Regions from separate parts of the Mus musculus genome. Here region 2 is linked to region 1. The links are chromatin loops, found by intact Hi-C in ENCODE. Cell type or tissue: heart. All regions are shown on one strand. Each heading gives the region's core, and the rest is flanking DNA. Links, peaks and the distances in the headings are about the cores only.

Evidence for each region. Hi-C counts contacts between places; a loop is a spot of excess contacts. Peaks named below come from ENCODE experiments on the same cell type or tissue, not always from the same donor. Only the 100,000 strongest peaks of a DNase experiment are listed, where the experiment ranks them.
Region 2: a loop joins it to region 1, with 2.0 times the contacts of the local background. A loop is called at or near these places in 4 of 42 quality-filtered maps.

What each region holds. Positions count from the first base shown.
Region 1 is chr3:106,477,189-106,488,910 of GRCm38, reverse strand. It overlaps Dennd2d (DENN/MADD domain containing 2D), which reads right to left and starts at 2,871. Exons shown (of 12, transcript NM_028110.2): 1 at 2,591-2,871; 2 at 1,863-2,038; 3 at 948-1,060; 4 at 270-339. The coding sequence starts at 2,678. It overlaps 2010016I18Rik (RIKEN cDNA 2010016I18 gene), which reads left to right and starts at 2,998. Exons shown (of 2, transcript NR_033207.1): 1 at 2,998-3,107; 2 at 5,478-6,925. In heart, for the core only: a CTCF peak has its summit at 6,484; DNase peaks (open chromatin) are centred at 2,910 and 6,350; H3K4me3 peaks cover 1,325 bases; H3K27ac peaks cover 931 bases; H3K27me3 peaks cover 784 bases.
Region 2 is chr3:106,552,080-106,563,801 of GRCm38, reverse strand. Dram2 (DNA-damage regulated autophagy modulator 2) reads right to left here. Exons shown (of 9, transcript NM_026013.3): 2 at 11,522-11,646; 3 at 8,494-8,638; 4 at 1,986-2,053. The coding sequence starts at 8,624. Among named protein-coding and RNA genes, the nearest start is that of Cept1, 10 kb to the right of the region's middle. In heart, for the core only: no CTCF peak of the experiment used is centred there; no DNase peak of the experiment used is centred there.

The DNA.
Region 1 (11,722 bases), core at 2,166-10,165:
AAGACTACAGTAAGAGGGTCCAACTGGAACCTCTTCCTGTGTGTAGAATTGTTAAGCTGGGAGGACACAGGCCAGAGCCTTGTGGTAGCAGAGGAGAGGGGCAGCACGTCCTTGTTCTTGTGGGATTCCTGAAGGGACACTAACATGGCGGCACATGCTGATGTGTATTCTCCCTACATGCACCATTCCCACCAAGCCTAAGCTTTTGTAGCCGTGTCTTTGGCAAGCCCAGCCTTGGAGAGGAAGGGGCGGTTCTGAATTGCACCAACCAGGAGGCGCCTGCAGTATCCGATCTTCCTGCTCCCATCCACATTGGTCAGGACAAATGAGAAGGTCTCCCTAAGAGAGAGCAGACCAATGGTGTTCATTTGCTCACTGGATCCTAAAACAAGAGTGAAGTCAGCTTCAGAGGAGGGGAGAGGAAGACAAAGGGGAGCTGCTGATTAATCATGGGGATAATCACAGCAGTCACTTACTAAGCACTTGATGGTGTCAAGCTCTAATGCATCGCCTCATTCGAGACTCAACTAAACATTTCTGAAGAAGGTTCAATTATTATCACCACTTTAAGGACCAGGTAAGTAAGGCTCTGAGGTTACTTCTTATCTAAAAATTGAAGTCCTGGTCTGCTTCCAGTGTTCATGATGCAAGCAAGAACCATTTCCTTATTGTAGAGGCCAAAGTCTTTCTCTCCAGTCCAGAGTAGAAAAAGATAAATAAATAAAAACATTTTTAAAAGGCAATTTCTTCTTCTAGGAAGAGGTAAGAGACTCTTTAAAGTCTTCAGAGAGAAAGTCAAGTCACAGCTTCAATCATTTGTCTAAAGGATCCCAAGCAAAATATTTCCCTGGCAAAAACTCAGCATTCATACCAGGTGAGGGGACAAGAGCCACGCATTTGCCCTTCTATCCAAATCTGATACCCTTTCCTGCAGGCTGAGTGGTTACCTGGGATACTCTGTGAGTGGTGCCCACTCATTTCCATCAGGGAAGCAGAACAAAGGGATGGCACTGAGCAACCGGTCCTCCTCCTCCTGCTGACCTCGGAGCAGGTTCTCCCTCTGTCAGGAAAAGACAGTGGAATTTAGGCAAAGAAGCAGAGGTCAGAAGCCTGTCAGCCTTCTTTCTGACCAACATGGGGTACAAAGGTGCCTTTGGTTGGTACCATACAGTCTGAACTCTAAGTCTAGCTGGAAGAACCTCAAAGAGAAAGCAATTTGTTCTGGGCCACATCAATGTAACCTTGGGTTGGAATTCAGTATCCTGAGGATTTACATATTCAAAAAGAAGATTAGAAAGGTCAGCTGGACCAACCTCCTGAGAGGGTGGCATCAGAGAGAAACCACATCATAGAAAAGAAGCAACCCTTCCAGTTGCTAAACCTTCTAACAAGAGAGGCTGGTAAGAAGGGGACATTACGCCTCACCCAGTGCATGATCAGGCAAGAAGAGATCTAATACTTTGGGAGACTGATCTTAGGCTGTGCTTGAGTCGGGGGCCTGCTTGATTCTCTACCACACAACCAGGAAGGCCATCCCTTCTTAGTAGTTCCAGCAGAAGCTGAGTTTTCCTGTAGGAAAAGGTGACTGAGGTGGAATTTGGAAGAACTGAAGGTTTCCCACAGGGGCAAGAGCATTGTTTCCCTGCTCCAGAGTTTCAGTCAGTCCTTCACAAAGCAGTCAGACCTAGATTCTCTGGGTGATTACAGAAAACTAGGGCTGGGCTACAAAGGAAACTAGAGCAGTGAGCTCAGGGCTAGAGCCCAGGCAGCGTGGTAAGACATAGAACTCCTCTATTACCTTTTAAACACACCTTCGTCCTCCCACCTCCATCCTCAGGCCCCACTTCTCCCTCCATCCTTACCTTGGGAAACTGGTAAGTGATCGTGGGCTCATAGTCATCCCCTAAACGCTTTTTCTTTAAAGAAACAACAAGAAGGTATTCAAAGAAGTGCTGGCCTCCAGCAAAGCTAGATGGAGAATGCTCCTGGATCCTTTCTGGCTCTGTGACAGCTTCCCCAGGATTGTTCTGGGATTGTCCTAAAATGGAGATGCAAGGGTCTCTTGAGTATTCTTTCCACTCCTCCATTCTGTAGTGCGAGCGAGAATCTGGGCAACAACCATGCCTCAAGGCTACAGTGCCAAGCCTGACCAGGCACCACCAGGCAGGATCAGAGCCAAGGGGGCAATTTCCATACCTGCCCTGGGAAACTTGAAACTGTGGAGTGACACAGGAAGAAAAGAAAACACTGATGTAGAACCGAGGAGCCATGCCATGCTGTGGAGGTTCTTGGAGGCCTGATGCCTGACACTGTATAGTCTGCCTGATGCAACAGTTCTGGGTATTTTGTGAGCCCTGAGTAAATTTGCACTAAATAATCAGAGTAGACCCATAGGGCATTTTTTGGTAATTATAGCAAGACCTCTGCAACAGACGGGACTAGCTCTGCAAACTGATAAGGCAATCCTCCTGGCTTGACCACATGGGGGCCATGTGGGTTTGAGCATATAAAGGAAAAAGAGGATCACTACAGCAGGAATCAGCCCATAAAAAGATCATCCGAAAAAGGAAGTAGGCAATCCAGTTCTGACCTGCTCGAAGTCGTGGCAAGCGATTTCGGAGCAGCCTGAGGGTTCGGCCTACCCCTTGTCCTTCCATCATTCTGAGCTTTGGGGGCATGGATGTTCTTTCTCCTTCAGGCTGGCCACAGAAAGCCTGAGAAAGTGCCTTCTGCCTTGGTCTCCAATCACAACTTTATTGAGCTGAGCCACACGCTGTCTCCCAAAGGCAGAGAGCAGTTTCCATCCTGTGTACTCCGTAATTGAGCAAGAAGGATGTGAAAGGACCCACGAGGCAGCTTAGTGTGGGCACTGACAGAAGCAGCATCCTGGCACTACAACTCAGCTCTTGGCTCCTCCCAAGAGCCCCAGGGTGTGGTAACAGAAAAGGTCATGAGCAAACATCTCAAGGCACAGCTGCTTCTGGGCCAAGGGCTTTCAATTCCAGTGCTTGCAGACCATGTGGTGAGTTTATTTACAAACCCAGGCAGCGAGGGATGCCTGTGAAGATCAGACTATGGACTCCAGTGCCTCGTGGGGCACAGCACAGGTATTTTACATCCCTCATCCTCCACTGCTCACGATCACCTTTTCAAGCAATCGTCGGGAGCTGCAAAGTCCCACCAGGCCAACTGGCGAATCTAAAACATCAAGGATCTTCAGGAACCCAGGACTGAACACTTCTTGCAGCCAAGATGCCAGATTGCCCTGATTCAGATAAGTAGACTTGCCCACTCATTCTCTAAATGTACTAATAACTTGTAACAGGAGAGGCCCACCTCTGAGAGGCCCAGATATACAGAATAGCTGTGAAGGTGATTACTTCACCCACTCCTCCCTGGCAATCTTTCCTGATCTAAGGCATAAATCTCTCTCACTATTCCAGGGTTCCGGAAGAATCCTTTCTCTCACCATCTTTACTAAAAGGAAGCAATGACTCGGGAAATCGTCCCCAGCTTAGAGTAGGAGCCTAGTTGCATCAGCAGCTGTAGGGGTACAGAGCATCTTCACCCCTCCCCTACCCCTGCTCAGCCTTTCCTCTGGTTGGGCCAGGACAAGCTAAACAGCAGGCCCAGTACTATGTCTAGAGATTGAGGAAGAGGAGAAAAGTAGTCGCTGATACCCTGGGTTATTAAACAGAAAGTCCTGAATAAGGAAATGTACAGGATAAGAGGAAGGAGACTTTGCCCAGAAGTAACTTAATGGGGAGGGAAGAAGTAAAAGGATCTGGTGCCTGTGTCTGCCACTCCTGCAAAGAATTAGCAGCCCTCTGGGAGGGAGTGTGTTGCTATGGTAAGAAGGAAGGCTGTCACCCTACTCCTAAGAGCACTGAAACTGTGGCACTGGTAAAATGCAGGACTCAGAAACCCAACATTGACTTGTGGCGGAAGCAGCAATCATAGTACAGATGATGAGAGTTGGGATCTTGAGAACGGGGAAGCAAGACACCACAGAAAGTACTTGTGTCTTACTTGTAGCCTGTATAGACATGTTGCATAATCTTTACTGGTTGCCTTACGGAGCAAGAGCATGCCTAGTACAGAAAGGAAAACCGAGGCATTAAGTCACTCGGAGGCAATTGAAAATGAACAGGATCTGTACAAAGTGAACGTCATAAAAAGTTCCAAATCCAGGCTCAGGCCTTCTGGTGTATTACACAGTAAACATCTCCCGGTAGGAAGAGGTAGTGGGTGGAGTGGGATGGGTGGCGAGCAAATGGCTTGGGGGGCCAGAGTCATCTTCCTGGTCATCCCAGAAGCTCAGGAAATGTCTTTTCCTCAGTCCTTGGGGCTGGCTTTTCACTCCATTTCCTCCTGCTTTATCAGGAGAAACAAGGGACCAGCAATGTCAGAAATCCCAGACCAATGAAAAGTAACTAAGACCTTTGGGCTGAGGCTCAAGATCCAACAGAGTGTTTTCTCCTTCTCCCCCTTTCAAAAGGGGTTCTCACAGAAAAGCACGAGAAGGATCAATATGCATCAAACTCCTCTATAGTAGAAGGCACCTCACTTGACCCGGATGCCCTGGAATGGATTATTATCCTCAATTTTAATTGAGGGAGGAGCCACTCCTCTAGGGAAGTCAGGCGTCTGGTTATACTTGTTCCTCCAACAGGAAGCCCCTCCCACAACCACCTGAAGGAAGAGAGGGGACTTTAGGGAACCTTGATCTGAAAAGCTGTTGTGTGTTCTTTGCTGAACTGCTAGCAACCCAGAATCACCGTAACAGTCTTCCCTACCAGTGTTTTACACACACACACACACACACACACACACACACACACACACATCTCTAAGACAAAACAGCCTGAGCCAGTGAACCAGAAGGGGAAATCCCCCAGGAAGCAAGAGGACAGTAAGAAAGATGAAAGAGTCACACCCATATGACCTGACAGGTGCTAAAGTTGTGACCAGGTACATATAGAATGCCTGCCTTCCTGTTCCTCCACCACAAGGAAGATCCTCCAGGTACCATTGCTAGCCATATGCTGCTGTGAGGGTAAGGTGGAGAACAACTGAAATGTGTCCTCTGAGCCCTAGGAAGCAGACCCTAGCCATTCAGTAGCAGATTACTCAGGTCCAGGAAGCCCAAGAAAACCAAGCCAGAACTCTGTAGCAAAAAGAGGACTTATCTCCTCCCAACATACTGCTCCAGCCATTGCTGCCCTCTCCCTGGCACGCAGGTAGAAGAGGCATATGCCATAACGACCAGGCTGGAAGAGTGTGGTAGAAGCGAGAAGGTACAAAGAGCAGAGCAGTCACAAGTCCCTACAGTTACGAGAAGGAAGTACCGACCTCAGCTCTGAGGCCTCTTATGAGAGGGGGCCACTGATATCTTCACTTGCAAATTCAGGAAGAGGCGAGCTCTCTGGGAATGACTCTTACAAACTGGTTTTTTTTTTTTTTTTTTTTTTTTCCAGAAGCATGGGCTCTGTCTGAACAAACCCGAGGGTGACAGCTCAGCCATAGCACTGGCCAGACATAAACAGCAACAGATGTTTGTTGAATGAATGGATACATTAATGAATCCTAATTGCCCTTCTTCCAAGTCCCAGTGCTCCAGATAAGGAGAAAGGAAACGGATGGCACATCTAATTTCATCCCTATAATCCACCCTGGACAGGGAAAAGATTCCAATTTTACAGGTCAGAACTCAAGGTCCGGATTGAGGAAACAGCTGAGCTGATCTACCTGGCTGCTCTACTGAGGTCAGTGCTAAGGGCTTGGGGAGACCAGTTTTTGTGGCACGGTTATCTGCAAGGCAGGGACAAGCTGGATCTCCTCGGGAACTGAAAAAAAAAATCCAGTTAAGTAGGGAAGGGAAGCGCCTCCCGGAGGGCTTGACGGCCTAAGCTCTTTAGCCACAAAGTGGCTGCACCACAAGCTTCCTGGATAGAAGGACACGTGGCCCTTGGGGCCCCACAACCTTTGTAGGTTTCTGGCCACCAGGTTCCCCCTTGACCCAGCAGATCTGTCCCCTTGTTGACCTCTACCTGTTCCCTTGAGCTCACCTGCCTCCTGCCCAGCCCTCACAGATCCCGCCCAAACTGATCCACGTTCCTGACCCCAGTGCCGCACCGAGCCTATAGTTCGGGGGACCCCACGCCCTCTTTCCCCCGCGCGTTGTGGCCCGCACTAACCCCGCTGGCCGCGTTTCAGTCTCAGGCTGGCTCGGAGGCGGCGGCCGAGCCCATCCATGGCCCCTCCAGTGCCCAGCGCCTGCTCCCACGTCCGCGCCAGCCCCGCCCCCCAAATCCTTGACCTTCTTGGGGCCCTGGAACTTTCACTTTCACGCGGGAGGCGCAAGGAGGGGGTGGGGCGGGGCAGCGCACCTTCCGGGCTCCTGCCCAACCCCTGGCGCACCTGGGCTGGCCGCTCTTCTCGGGTCCTCACCCTACCCCTCTGCGCCTCTAGGCTCGGGGTGCCAGAGGGCGCCAGCGCGTCCATCCGGGAGGGGCGGTACCATCTCATTGTCACCCTTTGTGAAACTTCACCTTCTGAAACACTCTGGTAGGTGCCTAAAGAGAGAGACCCCTACCTCCAGGGCAAGGACTGGAAGATGCGCCTCCCTGGTGTTTCCAAACTATCCGGAGGAGTAGAACTCTCAGACCGCATGCCCTTCTAACCAACTCCTCCACGCCTGCTCTTACAACTATTCAGAGTCGCTGGCTACTTCCAGACCTTTTTGTCTTTTCTACTTAGGCACCCCAGAAAAGGGACTGAAGAAGTGGATGAAGGTAGTGACCCTGCCTTCCAATCGATTTTGTTAGTCCACAGATGAACATAATACCAGCCAGGATAATACCTACCTGGCTGCCATAAATAAAGATTTCTCAATGTCAGAGAGTGGGATTAAAAAAACTTTCTGTAAACTGTTATATGACATAAATGTAAAGCATTCCTATGGTCAGCATTGCAATGCAGCTGTTCTCTGCTCATCTCCACTGACTTCTAAATAGGCTCAGGTTTTAAACTGCAGTTATTAACTATGGCACTGTGATAAGCACCTGCTGGGGGTTCTGTGGTACATCCTTTCTTCCTCCCAGGTTATTTGTAAGAGAGGGATAAGCAGAGCCAACTTAAACCCTCCACGTTCTTCCAAGGTCTTAACCTTGACTTCAGGAGTGAGACACAAACCAAAGCAAAATCCCACAAGATGACTGTGATCCACAGTCCTCTTCAGCCTCTTCATGCCTCATCCCCAGGTGGTTCCACAGCCCTCAGCTCTATAGTTCAGAAGGAGCTGGGCAAGCAGCCCTTGCATTAAACTGACCACTATGAGTTGCCTTTACTCTAGGTGCAAGCAACTTGCATCTAATTTTAATTATATAGCGTAGTTCTGTTTCCCATTCTCTGGATTCTTGCATGAAATAACATGAAAGGATGTGGCTGTCTCCAAGTGCCTTGTCTTATGAGATCTGCAGCTTCTCTATCTCTCATAAGAGAAGGGGCTGCTCAAGAAAACCTTGTCTAACTTGTTGATGCTCTTGTGCTCTTGTGTCTTAATTGGTCCAATCTAATTTACAGTGTTCCCAAACAGAGCTTTCTTTCTTCAAAAGAAAAACCAGATGATTATGAATATATGTGTATCAAGAAGACAAGAACAAGAAGATTAATGGAAACTGTTGAACAAGTCTTTATATGGAAACAACCCCAAGGGTTCATTAATACAAAATAGGTGAATTGTGACACATACACACACACACACACACACACACACACACACACGTGTTGTTTATGCAGCAACAAAATTAAATAATCCCTCAGTGCATGCAATATTATGTCCATACTTACAAGTATGAGCAAGAGATACCAGACACAAAAGAAATATGCTTCAGTTTATATAAAGCTTAAAACAAAGCTAACCCACTGGATGGGCAGTCAGGATAGTACATCTTTTAGGGAGGAAGGAGGAAATAATGGTGGGTGAATACTATGAGACCTCTGGTGGGATTTTGGGGATGACCATGTCTATGCCTAACCTGAGGGTAAGGATATTCACTAGGTGGTCATTCTTTGCACTAAAGATTTAGGAACTTTGCATAGTTGTATGAGACTTTCACTTAGAGTAATGTCAGGATGACAGGTAATGACAGCAGTGAAATGGAGGTGGAAAAGGGCCAAGAATGAAATGAAATATTATTGAAATATGAGGAAGTAAAACCTATATTTCTGAGAAATATGAATAACAGCAGAAGAATTCGTTGTTCTAGAAGTGAAGGGATATTTGTGTTTAACGTGGTGGGTTCTTTGAGAAAGACAAGAAAGCATTTGTGGGCAGATAGGAATGTTTCTCTCCCCCTTGTAGCAAGTCCACTTCTCCCCATATATTTCTGTTTCTACTTTCATGGAATTTTTCAAAGTTAGGTTTTTCATGTGAGAAAAAAATGCTGTATTTATCTAAGTCTGGTTATTTTACTTAATATGGTGATCTCCAGTGCATTCATCTTCTTGAATATGTCATAATTTTTCTCTTCTTCACAGTTGAACAATACTTCAATGTGTATAAACCACACTTTTTATCCATTCATGCTATGGATCGGTACCTAGGCTGATTCCATAACGTGACTATTTTATACAGCCAAACAATGGGCATGGGTGTATAGACATCCCCAGAGCTTCATGTCATGAGAAGTGGAAAAGAAGAAACCTGTCAGCTGGGAACTCTGTGGAAGCTTTTGCCAGTAGGCAAGCAAGAATTTCAGCCCAATTACCAAGTGCCTAAGGCCATCTCCCTCCAAGCCATAATCCTGATGATTTTTCTAAGAAGAAAAAAGGAGAGGGAGTCTAAGTAACCTTTTGAGAAATAGCTTAAGAGTCAACAAGGTTCTCTCTCTGTCTCTCTGTGTCTGTCTGTCTGTCTGTCTGTCTCTCTCTCTCTCTCTCTCTCTGTGTGTGTGTAAGACAATTGCTTATTCTCCCTTGAGGCGAGCATGCGCACAGGTGCCTCTTACCTCCCCTTCTTCTCCCTTGGGAAGCACATACTCCAACCTGGGCATGTAGCATTTCTTCTGAGTACTTCTCATTCTCATAATAACGCTTAGGCCTATATTAAAATCATCATTTAACAGATTTTAATCTCTTCTTCACTATACTGACCAGTCTCAAAATTCTCTTCCATGTCAAGGCCCTCTCCTCTAATTTGGCCTGAGTCGAGGTACTTACAAGTCTAGGAGAAGTGAAGCTGGTGAGGGTAGCAGTGTGGGACTGTCACCACTGACATCCCTCTTATATGTTGACTTCTGCTCCTTTAGGTATACACCCAAGAGTGACTTAAGAAAATTATGTGGTAATTCTAGTTTTGGTTTTCTGAGAGATCTCTACTGTGATTTCCATAGTGGTTGTACTAGTTTACATTTCTATTAGAATTGTTTCTTTTCTCCTACATTCTTTTCTTTCTTTACTTTTGTCTTCTTGATGATGATTTTGACTGAAGTGAGATACAATCTCAGTATAATTTTGATTAGAATTTTCTTTATGACTAAGAATGTTCAAACATTTAAAAGATGTATTCCTTGGCGATCTATATTTCTTCTTGTGAGAACTATCTGAGATAGATGTGGTGATCAACACTGGCAATATTTTCAACACTTGGGAGGCAGAGTCAGGAGGATCAGAATTTCAAAATCATAACTACACAAGGAGTTAGAAGCCAGCTTGGGCTACATGAATCCCTGCCTCAGAAGATAATAGACAAGCACCAACAAAAGCTAGACCACTGCTATATCTGAACTACACATCTTTCAAGACCCACCCTTGGTGACCCATTTCTATTAACCAGGCTCTCCACATAAAGTTGAGCACCAGATGTTTAAACATATGAGCTCTTTAGAAAATTTCAGACTCAAAGCACAGCATTTTGCCCCAGGTACTCAGAGGCTAATGGTAGTCTCATAGTGCAAAACTCAGTCAGTCCTATTGTCCCTTCCCAGGGAGTCACAGCTGTAGGCAAAGGTGTTTCCTCCCTTTTCTGTGTAGCCTTTCTGCTTCTCCATGCTTTGTAGGGACATTATCATCAACTCCTATGCTCTTCTCTTTTTCCATGATAGCATCTGTGCTCTGCTATCCTGACTGATCACACATACGAAGCTTCTAATCAGCCATCTTTGCCACGGACCACCCCATTCAGGTATGGGGATCCCTAGAATGAGGGTCCTTGAAGCTAGGTGGGTAAGGATTCGGCAGTGACAAACAGAAACAAACACAGAGGCAGTTTGAATCTGAGTGTATTCTGCAGCTCTCAAGCAGGAGGTTTTACACATTAAAAACAAAAACAAAAACAAACAAAAAAACACAAACATTACATCTCTTAGAAACTATCCAATGAAACAATCACAGATACCAGCAAAAATCATTTGGAACAGTAAAGCACAAAAATCATCCAAGCATTACAACTCTGAAACTACGTATTCAGTGAATGACAAATAGAACAGGTAACATCATTATAAATCATCAAAATATAAAAATTCTAAAAGGATGTATTCTGTGGGGGTTGTTGTCCACGGCTAGTGGCATATTTCCAGGAGCAGGTTAATAAATGTTTAACGATCAGTGCTCTTAACCACTGAACTAACTTTCGAGCCCCATGGTCAACTATTATTTAACATCTAGTGCCTGAATTTTTATAATCTTCAATGTATAAATTCAAACTATTTAAATTCTTTCTAATTATGGCTTTCTTTACCATATACCAAAATCCACCTCCGATGACACGTGTAGCCATATGAAATTTTATTGTTGGGAAAGTTTTTTTTATCATCATAGTTTTGTAAATGATTTAGAAAGTAAAGTGTTGGTTTCCCTGGGGATAAGGTCATGTTAGTGGCCCCATCTCTAGGGATGGTTTCTTACCCATTATTCTCGCTTAAGATCTTGGCCTAGGCTACCAGGAACATGTAAATAAGAAAAGGAATAAGAGGAAACAAAACAGATAGATTGCCATGAGAACTAAGACTCAATATTTTTTCTCCAGCGAAGAGTTTCACAACTGGTTCCAGGAGGCCTCCCTCTCCCCATTTTGAGGTCGATCGCCTCAGTCTCTGGAACTTGTCACACAGATCCTACTGGAAGTGGTATGGCACATCTTATCCCCAAAGTCTAAAATTCTGCTTTAATTGGAAGAAAATTGGAAAGGAATAAAAGAAATAAATGTAAAAATGATACATTCACCAATAACGAAGGGAAAGCATGAGAGACCTTAGTTTCTGTAAAAGCAAAGGTTTTCTCCTCCCCCTTTATTCTTCTCCCAATCTCCTCCAGTCTGGTGTGTGTGTGTGTGTGGTGTGTGTGGTGTGTGTGTGTGGTGTGTGTGTGTGTGTGTGGTGTGGTGTGGTGTGGTGTGTGGTGTGTGTGTGTGGTGTGTATGTGGTGTGTGTGTGGGGTGTGTGTGTGTGTGGTGTTGTGTGCTGTGGTGTGTGTGTGTGTGTGTGTGTGTGTGTGTGTGTGTGTGTGTGTGGTGTGTGGTGTGTGTATTGAGACAGGGTTTCTCTGTATAGCCCTGGCTGTCCTGGAACTCACTTTGTAGACCAGGCTGGCCTCGAACTCAGAAATCCACCTGCCTCTGCCTCCCAAGTGCTGGGATTAAAGGCATGCACCACCACACCCGGCTTCCAGTCTGGCCTTTTAAGTGAAAGAAAAGTCTTCTCCTTTTTTTTTTTCCTGTGTG
Region 2 (11,722 bases), core at 2,499-10,498, 75 kb before region 1:
CCACTATGTTCATAGCAGCCTTATTTATAATAGCCAGAAGCTGGAAAGAACACATATGCCCCTCAACAGAGGGATGGATACAGAAAATGTGGTACATTTATACAATGGAGTACTATTCAGCTATTAAAAAGAATGAATTTATGAAATTCCTAGGCAAATGGATGGACCTGGAGGGCATCATCCTGAATGAGGTAACCCAATCACAAAAGAACTCACATGATATGTACTCACTGATAAGTGGATATTAGCCCAGAAACTTAGAATACCCAAGATATAAGATACAATTTACGAAACACATCAAACTCCAGAAGAACGAAGATCAAAGTGTGGACACTGTGCCCCTCCTTAGAATTGGGAACAAAACACCCATGGAAGGAGTTACAAAGACAAAGTTTGAAGCAGAGACAAAAGGATGGACCATCTAGAGACTGCCATACCCGGGGATCCATCCCATAATCAGCCTCCAAATGCTGACACCATTGTATACAGTAGCAAAATTTTGCTGAAAGGACCCTGATATAGCTGTCTCTTGTGAGACTATGCCGGGGCCTAGCAAACACAGAAGTAGACACTCACAGTCAGCTATTGGATGGATCACAGGGCCCCCAATGGAAGAGCTAGAGAAAGTACTCAAGGAGCTAAAGGGATCTGCAACCCTATAGGTGGAATAACAAGATGAACTAACCAGTACCCCGGAGCTCGTGTCTTTAGCTGCATATGTATCAGAAGATGGCCTAGTCGGCCATCACTGGGAAGAGAGGCCCATTGGTCTTGCAAACTTTATAGGTATCAGTACAGGGGAACGCCAGGGCCAAGAAGTGGGAGTGAGTGGGTAGGGGAGTGGCGGGGGGGGGTAGGGTATGGCGAACTTTCGGGATAGCATTCGAAATTTGAAATGTATATAAAGAAAATATTTAATAAAAATAATTAAAAAAAAGAAACCAGATTCTGCTTTACAGATTCATCTTTCAAGGAAGGGCCAATTCCAACTTTCTACTGAAGCGTTACGACCATACAACTTAGAAGTTTAATAAAAATGACAAATTTGTGTTGCGTAGACATGAAGAGTGTAAATAGAAAACAAGTTTATAAATTATTTTTTTCTAATTTCTAGTTTTTCAATGTTCTTTTACATTTACTATGAATTATTTATGTGTGTGTGAGAGAGAGAGAGAGAGAGGGAGGGAGGGAGGGAGGGAGGGAGGGAAGAGAGAGAAGGGGGGAGTGTGTGTAAGTCACTAACCAGCCTTTGGGAGCTGGTTCTCTTCCCAGTATGGGTTCTGGGGATTAAATTCAAGGTCTTCTGGCTCAGTAAGCAAGAATTATTACTTCTGGAGCCATCTTGCTAGCCCCAGTTTCTCTTTTCATGCAAGCAAATAGTTTGTATTGAATTGATGAATCAAAGTATTTTAAGGGATCATATTTAATTTTTTATTAAATATTTTATTAAACTAACAAAAGTCAGGCTCACACACAAGACAGGAACTTGAACATAATACAGTATGGTAAGTTCTGCAGCATGATAATAATCATGCAGATTATTAACCAAAAATGAAAACACAATTCCATTTCTACTCTTAAACTTTTAAACTATTTATAATGAAAGAATTTAGTTGTAGTAAGTTTTAGCTTCAAGTTGTGATATCATATTAATTGCTTAAGAAATCTACCTAAGGTTTCAAGGAATGTTTGGTTGACCTTGCAACTTAGGTTTAGATAAGAAGTCTATTATAGCCATAAAAATATTTCTTCAAAGTGTATTTCTATAAATGGCATTTCTACTTGAGCTTCTCCCCACTGTGCCCCCTTGGAAGGCAGCAATATAACCAAGAGTTTTCTTTCTTTCTTTTTCCTTTTCTTCTTTTAGGAACATATTATAATCAATAATTTAATAACAACATATTCTCAAGTTTAACTAGAAAATAAGTAGTGATACAGTATTTAAAGAAGAAATCAGCAATTTGACTCTTCATTCTATTACTTACCTAAAACTGCAGCGATATTTAGCATTACTCCAAAGAGGCATCTTTCAGGAGGTATTGTCCCTGTGTCGCTGAAAGACAAAGAGAAAGTATATAGGGTTCTTACACCAGATACCCTATCATAACAGGAATTACTTTAAAGCCCTTTATTCTTTAAGAGAGAGAGAGAGAAAGAGAGAGAGAGCGAGCAAGAGAACATAATTTGAGTTTATAAATATTTGCCTACCTCTTTCTTGTCATATCAGATCTTTTCATTTCCTCAGAAATCAACAAAAACTAACTTAAAAGAGATTATCCTTGATTTGCTAACAGTATGCTGTGCATTTACCCAAAATAAAGTCCATAATAATATCAGTGTATCAACTTCACCAGAATATTCTGTAAGCAGCACTGACCCATTCATAGCTCTTGTGTCTTTGTACCCGCTGTGACTGCCTGTACTTCAATTAATACCTGTCCATCAATTGATCATTAAAAATATGTACCAAATACCATTCATCAGTTATTGTCTTAGGGTTTCTATTGCTGTGATGAAATATCATTACCAAGGCAACTCTTACAAAGGAAAACAATTAATTGGGGTTGACTTACAGTTCAGAGTTTTAGTCCATTATCAATAACGGTAGGAGCTGAGAGTTCTACATCTAGAACAGGCAGGCAGCAGGAAGAAAGAATGATACTGGACTGGCTTGAGCTTCTGAAGTCTTAATGCTCACTCCCAGTGACATACTTCCTCTAACAAGACCACCAATGCCACTCCCTGAGTCTAAGGTGGCCATTTTCACTCAAACCACCACATTCCACTCCCTGGGCCCCACAAGCTTGTAGTATATCATATTGAAAAGTGCATTTGGTCCAACTATAAATGTCCCTATAGTCTATTACTATATCAAAATTCTTTAAAGGTCCAAAGTTCAAAGTCTTTTCTGAGATCTCTCCAATCTCTTAACTATAATCCCTTGCAAAATCAAAAAGTAGAACATATAATTCCCACATACAACAGCACAGGATATACCTTTCCAAAGGAAGAAAAGGAACATAATGAGGACATAATAGCCTGAAAGGAGACTGAAATCCAGCTGGGCAAACTCCACACACTGCAACTCCATGACTCCTTTCAGCTTTGTTGACTGTAAAAGTTTTCTCTTGGCCTAGTTTCACTCCCTGTTAACAGCTCTGGCATCTCCAACATCTTAGGGTCTCCAAGCCAATTCGGTCTTCACCTTCAAAGCTTCATACCATGGCTTCTGGGGCTCCATGCAGGGACAGCCCTAACATACACCTGGCCTCAATGGCTTTCCTTAATCAAGGAGGAAGATTCCATAGCTCCTTTCTTATATCCTTGACTCTAAAGCTTGAACCACATGGCCAAAGCTGCCCAATTCTGCTGCTTTTTTGGGGCTGGAATATTGTTCTACTTTTTCAAATACATTTTCATCAGCTTCCTGGTTCTGATGATTTCCTGCCCTGCCTAAGCTTGGCTGTCCTGGAAGTCCCTCTGTAGATCAGGCTGACCTCAAACTCAAAGATCTGCCAGCTTCTGCATTCTGAGAGTCAGGGTTTCTATTCCTGTACAAACATCATGACCAAGAATCAAGTTGGGGAGGAAAGGGTTTATTTGGCTTATACTTCCATATTGCTGTTCATCACCAAAGGAAGTCAGGACTGGAACTCGAGCAGGTCAGGAAGCAGGAGCTGATGCAGAGGTCATGGAGAGATGTTCTTTACTGGCTTGCTTCCCCTGTCTTGCTCAGCCTGCTCTCTTATAGAACCCAAGACTACCAGCCCAGGGATGGTCCCACCCACAAGGAGCCTTTCCCACTTGATCACTAATTGAGAAAATGCCTTACAGTTGGATCTCATGGAGGCATTTCCTCAACTGAAGCTCCTTTTTCTGTGATAACTCCAGCTGTGTCAAGTTGACACAAAACTAGCCAGTACAGGCATGTATTACTACATTCTGCCTTAAACTTTTAATTCCTTTTCATAAATTGGAAATTTAGCTGGGTGGGATCTTGCCAAGAGGTTAGCACTCCCTTTAGTACATTTAGCCTCACCTAACAAGACAAAAGAACATTGTCATGTCTAAAACTTGGGTTTTTGCTAGTTTCTCTATGCCTGTTGCAGGGAGAATTCTACCACCCCAAGTGTCAAATTTTCATTTAAACTATATATTGGTATATACATACACATGTATATATTATATGTAAGCTCAGGTAAACAAGAAATAGTATAATTCTGTATGGCTTTTTCAAACATCCTTAGTGTTTGGAGGTAGGGACTGCAAATGAGAGAGAACATGCAGCCTTTTTTCAGGGTCTGGGTTACCAAACTCAATATAATCTTTTCCAGATCGATCCATTTACTTGAACATTTCATAATCTCATTACAGCTTAATTATATTTTATAGAATATTTGTATTATTATCTTGTTATCCATTCCTCAATTGAAGATTAGGTTGGTTCAATTTCCTAGTTATTGTGAATAGTCTAATCAGTGAATATAGTTAAGCAAATATATATTGAGGAGGATGTCAAGACATTTGAAAAATAATCCATGGAAATGTACAGCTGGGTCACATAGATGTAGTTTAGCTTCGTAAGAATTATAAACACCGATTTCCAGAGTAGCTGCATTCTCTTGCAAGTCTATCAACAGTAAATGAGGGTTCTCCTTTCTCCAGATGCCTGCTAGCATTTGTTGTCAGTTGATCTGACTGGTATATGTTGAAATCACAAAGGAGTTTTAATTTCCATTTCTCTAATTGCTAAGGATGTTAAGTACCTTTTGAAATATTTTTTAGCCACTTTTTCATCTTCTTTTGAATTCTGTTCAGATCCACTTCTTATTTTTATTGGATCACTCTTGGCTGTTTATTTTGTGAGTTCTTTACATATTTTGGATATTAATCCTCTATCAGATATATAGCTGGTAAAGACTTTCTCCCACTGTGTGGGTTCCTTGTCACTGGACTTACTGTTTCCTTTTTTGTTCAGAGCATCTTCTTATAGCCCAATGGCTTGTATCCCATCTGAAGCACTACTACTTGTAAATTCAGTTTTGAAGTGAATTTTACATTTCTTTATATCCTTTGGGACTGTAACTTTTTAGATAGCACCTACAAACTAAAAGAAAAATCCTTTGGCAGCATATTTAGTTGAAGCTACTTATATATCTTGAACATCAAAAAAATGAGCCTAAAAGAAGTATAATACTACAATTTAAATATCTTCAGGGTTATCATTAGAAAAGCTTATCATTAGAAAAATAAAAGCAGAAGGAGATGGGGTGGGGGGAAGTGTCCAGAGTGCCAGGAAAGACCACAGATGAGACCAGCAGAGAACTGAAACACTCAAAAGACACTTAGTAACTCCTAAGTTACAGAAAGTTCTGCAATGCAAGAAGACAAGTTGTCAGAGGGGAAATAAAAATGCTGACTGGTCACATCAATCTAAAATATGCACCTTCTTATAGACACAAGGAATTGTCTGCCTCCTTGAGCTCTGTATTTCTCTAATACAAGGGTGATCATTTGTCAAATTATTGCCAGAAGTGAACACTTAAAATCATAGAAAATTGGGGGGGGGGTTTATAAACATCTCTTAGTGCCCCCTATTTGTGCATGACTTCTGTGTGGTATCTCCATTATAGAAGCCACAGCCACATGATACCCTTTCTGAAGTACACTTACTTGTCAGAGTGTCATCTGACAGTTTTAATGGCTCAACTAAACCTTCTGGTTTATCACCTTTTAAAAGTTTGCCATTTTCTGTGTTAGAAAGGTTATCTATCAGAAGGGTCCTAAATGAGGAAATGGAACGAACAATTGCAACAAACACAAAATAAAAGAGGCTATATTTAGACAAGGACAAAAGTAAAAAAGCAATTGGGTCACCCTCTCTAGGACGGTGCTTCAAAGGCTTCACCTCTATTCCAGGTAGAATCATTTAGATGAGAACACAGGGACTGACAGCTGCGTTGTGCTCAGTGATGGTGTCTTTACCACCTGTAGCCCTACCTACCCCTATATAGCTCTTGTAACTTTCCTCTCTCTATTTAGCTTCCCTTTCATTATAAAAATGTTTTTAAATTTGAGTATCTTAGAATCCATTTATAATTATTAGTTTTTTCATATTCTTTTTGTGAATGCATAAACATATCTGGCAGTATCAAATTAAAAGTCTTACCTTGTTGTCTATTCAGCAATACCACATATAGAGAACTATACTGACATTCCAGTACAGTATGTAAAATTATACGATGTGGTCTTTATTATAACATTACTTCTAATAGCCAGAGGGTAGGGGGCATTACTCATTATGTTTAATACTTAAAATTACTAAGTAAAATATATTAACTGTGACAAAAACAAAGGGAGAAAGAATCCTTTAAAACCATAGATGACAAAACAATTTCTTAAAAAGAAAGCCATTAAATCGCCTATCACCTTCAGAGGCAGGAATGAACTTCAGGAGTGAAGAAGGGACTTCTACTTTATTTTTAAAGATATGCTCAATTTTAACGTATGACTACGTGTGTGTGCCTCTGTGGGCCAGAAGAAGGCATCAAGTTTCCTGGATCTGGAGTTACAGGGAGTTGAGAGCCACTCTGGACAGTGGGAACCAAACATAGGTCCTCAGCAACAGGAAGCAATTAATTAATTTATTACTAATTAATTAATTAATAACTAATTAATTAATTTAAACTTCAGATTTTATTCTCCTCCCAGTCCACCCTCCAACTGTCCCACATCTCATACCTCCTCCCCACCTACATGAGGATGTCCCCGCCCCAGCCCCACCCCACCCCACCTTTAAACTCCCTGGGGCCTCAAGTCTCTTGAGTTTTAGGTGTATCTTCTCTGGCTGAATCCAGACCGGACAGTCCTCTGCTGTATATGTGTTGGGGGCCTTACGTCAGCTGGTGTATGCTGCCTTATTGGTGGTCCAATGTCTGAGAGATCTTGGGGGTTCCAGGTTAATTGAGGCTGCTGGTCCTCCTACAAGGTTGCTCTTTTCCTCACCTTTTTCCGGCTTTCACCTAATTCAACCACAGGAGTCAGCAGCTTCTGTCCATTGGTTGGATGCAAATTCTCAACGGCTGGCTGAGTCAGCCCTAATGACTTCCTATTTGTAAGCAGTATTGTTTTGTTCAAAGTTTGTTGGAATAATTACTCCTGCTTCTGTAGTTGAAAGAGATGGGGCTGGGGAAGTTGGAAAGATGGCTCGGCAGTTACAGCACCTGATGCTCTTACAAAGGACCTGACAGCAACTTACAACCCTCTGTAACTCCAGTTCCAGGGGCTTGGATGCTCTTATCCGTTCTCCAAGGGGACCAAACATGCATGTGGTTCATATACAGTGCAGGCTAAACACTCAGAAAAATAAAGTTTAAAAGTGGTTATGAACACAGTACATGTGACTGATTATCCATAATTAAATTGTTGGTAGTTTTGAAATTTCAAAAATATAACTGTTGATACTTGTTTTGTCAGAAATATCTACCCAGTAGGTCATTGAGAGTAAGAACACAGTCCCTAGAGAAAAACTGCAGGTACAAATCTTGGTTCACCACTTACTGAGTTGTACCACTGAGCAAATAACATCCTGTTCCAGGACCTTACTCCTTCTGTGATTTAGATACTGAATGTATTGAATGTTTAGCCTATAGGGAAGCATTAGAGGTAGTTGTGGGCTCTTTAAGATGTGAGGCCTGGAAGAGGTCTTCAAGTTATTGGGTAAGTACACTTAAAGGGAATTACAAATCCCTGGCCTCCTCCTTGCTTGCTTTTGCTTTCAGGTCACGAGGTGAATGCTTTGTTCTCTATGTACTTCTGCCATCCTGTATGCTTCATCCCAGGCTCAAGGCAATAGGGCCAAGTAATCATGATCTGAAACCACTACAAGCGTGAGCCAGAACAGTCAATGTATAAGGATATATACATTTTAGATATCTATCACAGCAACAGAAAGATTACTACAGATCCTGACTACTTAAATGAGGCTAAATTTCTCTACACATGGATGATGCAAGGATTTAATTACCTACGGCATGAAGAAAACTTAGAACATTACCTTGTTACATAATACATTAATAACATTTGCCAATACTACTATGTTTTTCTAACATTACTATTGTTTGCAGCATTTTTTTTTAATTTACAAGAAAATTAATTCTAATTCCAGGTTCTGAGGCAAGCTCAAGCACTTATTTAGAAGATAAGACACTAAAAGTTTAGAACCTATTAACTAACTGATTCTTACCTGACAGTCCCCAGATTTTTCTATTTCATTGAAGGAATCAACTGCAAGTTCTATTTTATATTTCCTTTGCTATGATAGCAGTCTAAAAGCTTGAATTTTCAAATGAAAATTGAAATGCCAGAGTTGATGTAAACTATGAATCAATCCTAAAGACTAACTGGGGAAAGTAGCCCTTAACCTGGGCCTGTGTTCAGTCCCCAGCACTGAAGGTGGGGGTTACGTTTATATGATCAATATACTTCACTGACCTGATATAAGGCAATGCAGGGTCAACATGGTGGAGTGTTATTGCAGTGATATATGAGAATATGAAGGTAGCAAATGTCCAAATTACAAGGGCCGACGGAAGAAAACTGAGGCCTTGCTGAAACCACCACATTTCAGACAGGTCTTCTGAAGCAAAGAAAGCAAATGAGAAACAACAACGGGTAAGTTTTTCCACTCTGTGTTAGGCACCCACTCCCAGCCAGCACTTGGAACCTTACCCTCTGAGCATCCTCCCCACACTACCCCTGTATCACCGCTTCACTTTTTAGAACTAAGACTCATTTAGAGGCCATGGCCAGAAACTTGCTTTCTATCTTATCATTTCATACATACGTGCACACACACACACACACACACACACACACACACACACACACACACTCATACCAGTTAAGTCATGTCTATATTACAGTAATGTCAATCAATGGGACAGCTGATTTGGTGTAACCATTCATTTAATAAAAATATCCGTATAGTTCCAATACCGCTGATTTTTGGCCCTAATATTCCCAATCTACAATTTGTCAGATCAGTGAATGTGGTTTTCTGTTTCCTGGTGGGGAAGGGGAGCTACCACAATCTTTGTACTCTCTGGACTGGCAAGTATCTCACATGCTGATGAGCTGGCTGGGCAGTGTAACTTCCATCCTTAGAAGGAAAGACTGAGACATGATGAAAGGATTGACATTTTCATGTCTCTGTAATGCAGTTTCTTCAAAATTCAAAAGACACAAATCAGATGATCAACAGATGTGGTGGAGGATACCCGTAATCCTTGGCATCAGTGCCAGCATTGAGATGTCTAGATGGGAAACGTGAGGCCTTTGAGCTACAGTGGGCAAGTAGGGATGTCAGTTTGTGGTGTACTCAGCAGCAGAGCCATAATTTTCATGGTCAGACTTGTGGTAAACAAGAAACATGGTGTTTGGAACCAGATTCTTTTTTTTTAAAAAACTCTGTCTGCCAAGATGATCCTAAAACCTTGAAATCCTGAGGTCAGTGAGTGACTCTTCCAACCCAGTCTCAGCTGGCCTGCCTTTGTCCCTCCCTGGCCCCTCCCTGCTCCCCCCCCCACTCTGTTTTTCTCCTGTCAGTCTTTGAAACAAAGTCTCAAGCATTCCAGGCTGGCCACCTTAACTGTTGGGGTTCCAGGTGTGTACCACACCAGACCTGGTTAATGTGGTTTTGAGATCAAACCCAGGGCTTCTGGTATATTAGATAAGCCATCTACCAACTAAGCCATATCAGCATTTCAAGAAGATAGGATCCACAAAGTTTGAGTTGTGACTATAGATGGTAGGGAAAAGACAGCAAAAGATGTAGGGCTTCAAAGTGCAAAACTGCAGGAAAATCACCATAATGAGACTACCACAGGGTCAACCCTGATCACAGTTTAAGTTCCTTTATCCAGATCAATGACTGGGAGCACTACAGTCAGGAGCAAGATGACAAGCACAGCATGCTGCTAAAGGCCAACTACACTGGCTTCCTCTGTGTAAACTATGGTAGCCTGAGAGCAATGGAGAGTTGATAGATGATAGATAGATAGATAGATAGATAGATAGATAGATAGATAGCTTGTAAAAGGCAATGTTGATGGCAAAGGGGAAGTAGAAGAATATTTGCATGACACCAGAGTTCTCATGACTGAGGCGTAGCTGCTCTGCTATTTCAAGAATCTTTGCTTTACTTCCTCACACAGGGAAAAGAACTTCTTGTTGGACCTGCCTGTGAGTAATAAGTACAAGGACGGTACAAAATGGAGCAGTCTAGGCCCCGAGATCCTCAGTGAACTGAAAGTGACAGAAGAATACGACTATCTGCACGCTAGGCACTCTACAAACTGAACTACCCTCCCAGACCCCTTGAATGTGTTTTATGGCTTCCAAATATGAGCTTGTATTTGTTTGATCATTAAATTTGAAAGTATTCTAAAATCTAGCTTTTAAAACTGTGGTTCATGTAACTGAATGTGAGTTTATGAAAAATAATAGGAATAAAAGGGAGAGAAAATTATTTCTGGACATACAATCAGAAAGTAATCCAAACTCAACAGTGTAACAAATCTAAACATAGGTGAGGGTGTTGGCATAACTTCTGTACAACCTTCGCTTTGATTATACAAGGTATACTCTGTACCATGCACCATTGAACACTGCCTGAAACACCTCAGCTCAGATTCCCAGCTATTGTGTGTAGGGATCAATTTTTAGTGTTAATACAATGTTTTCTGTTCTTTAAGAAGCATAATGGTTTAATTAAGAATCAGAGTAGTATATCTTGATTGAATTGTTAGAATATTTGATCACACAGACACACACACACCTCATTAAATGATTTCAATTTAATCATTTGGGACTAGGAAAAAAAGTTAGGAAATGAAATGGTCTTAAATGTACCTTCTCCACTTTATACTACATATTTATGCAATGCAGCATAAAAAGGATAAAATACAATGTATCAACACTGAGAAACATAGAGGATGCTCCTTGACCTAGAGCAGCAGTTCTCAACCTTCCTAATGCTGTGACCCTTTAATACAGTTCCTCATGTTGTGGTGACCCCATCCATAAAATTATTTTCATTGCTACTTCATGACTGTAATTTTGCTACTGTTATGAATCATACTGTAAATATCTGTGTTTTCCAATGACCTTAGGGGACTCCTGTGAAAGAGTGTTTTTACCCCAAAAGGGTTGAGACTCAAGATGAGAACCACTACCCCAGAGTGTCAAATATTCAGTGGTTTAAACTTTAATGGATAACTAGAAAAGTACATTTCCCTTATTGGCATTCAAATTTGCTATGATCTTTCATAAATGGCAAAACCGTATGTATGCCAAAGAACTGTTTTACCCACATGGCGAAAGAAAGAACTAACTCCCATAAGTAGTTCTCTGACCTTCACATGTGCACCATGATACATTTGACCAGGAACCTGCAGGTGCATCCATACATATAGGGGGGTGGGGGTGGGGCGGATGGAGAGAATATGACTGACTTACTAACCTGGGCGAACTTCTGGTTAATTCGGGTTTCTAGTTTCTCAGAGCATGTAGACTGTGAGTGTGAACCTTGAATCAGTTATGGAAGACTTCATACAGATTCCAGTTTCTGATGGTATCTTCCACCACCTGGACGTGTGGAGAAAACAGACACATTTAAGTGGTCTCTCTTGGCTAAGAGGGAGAGACTTTTCTAGCCCTCCAT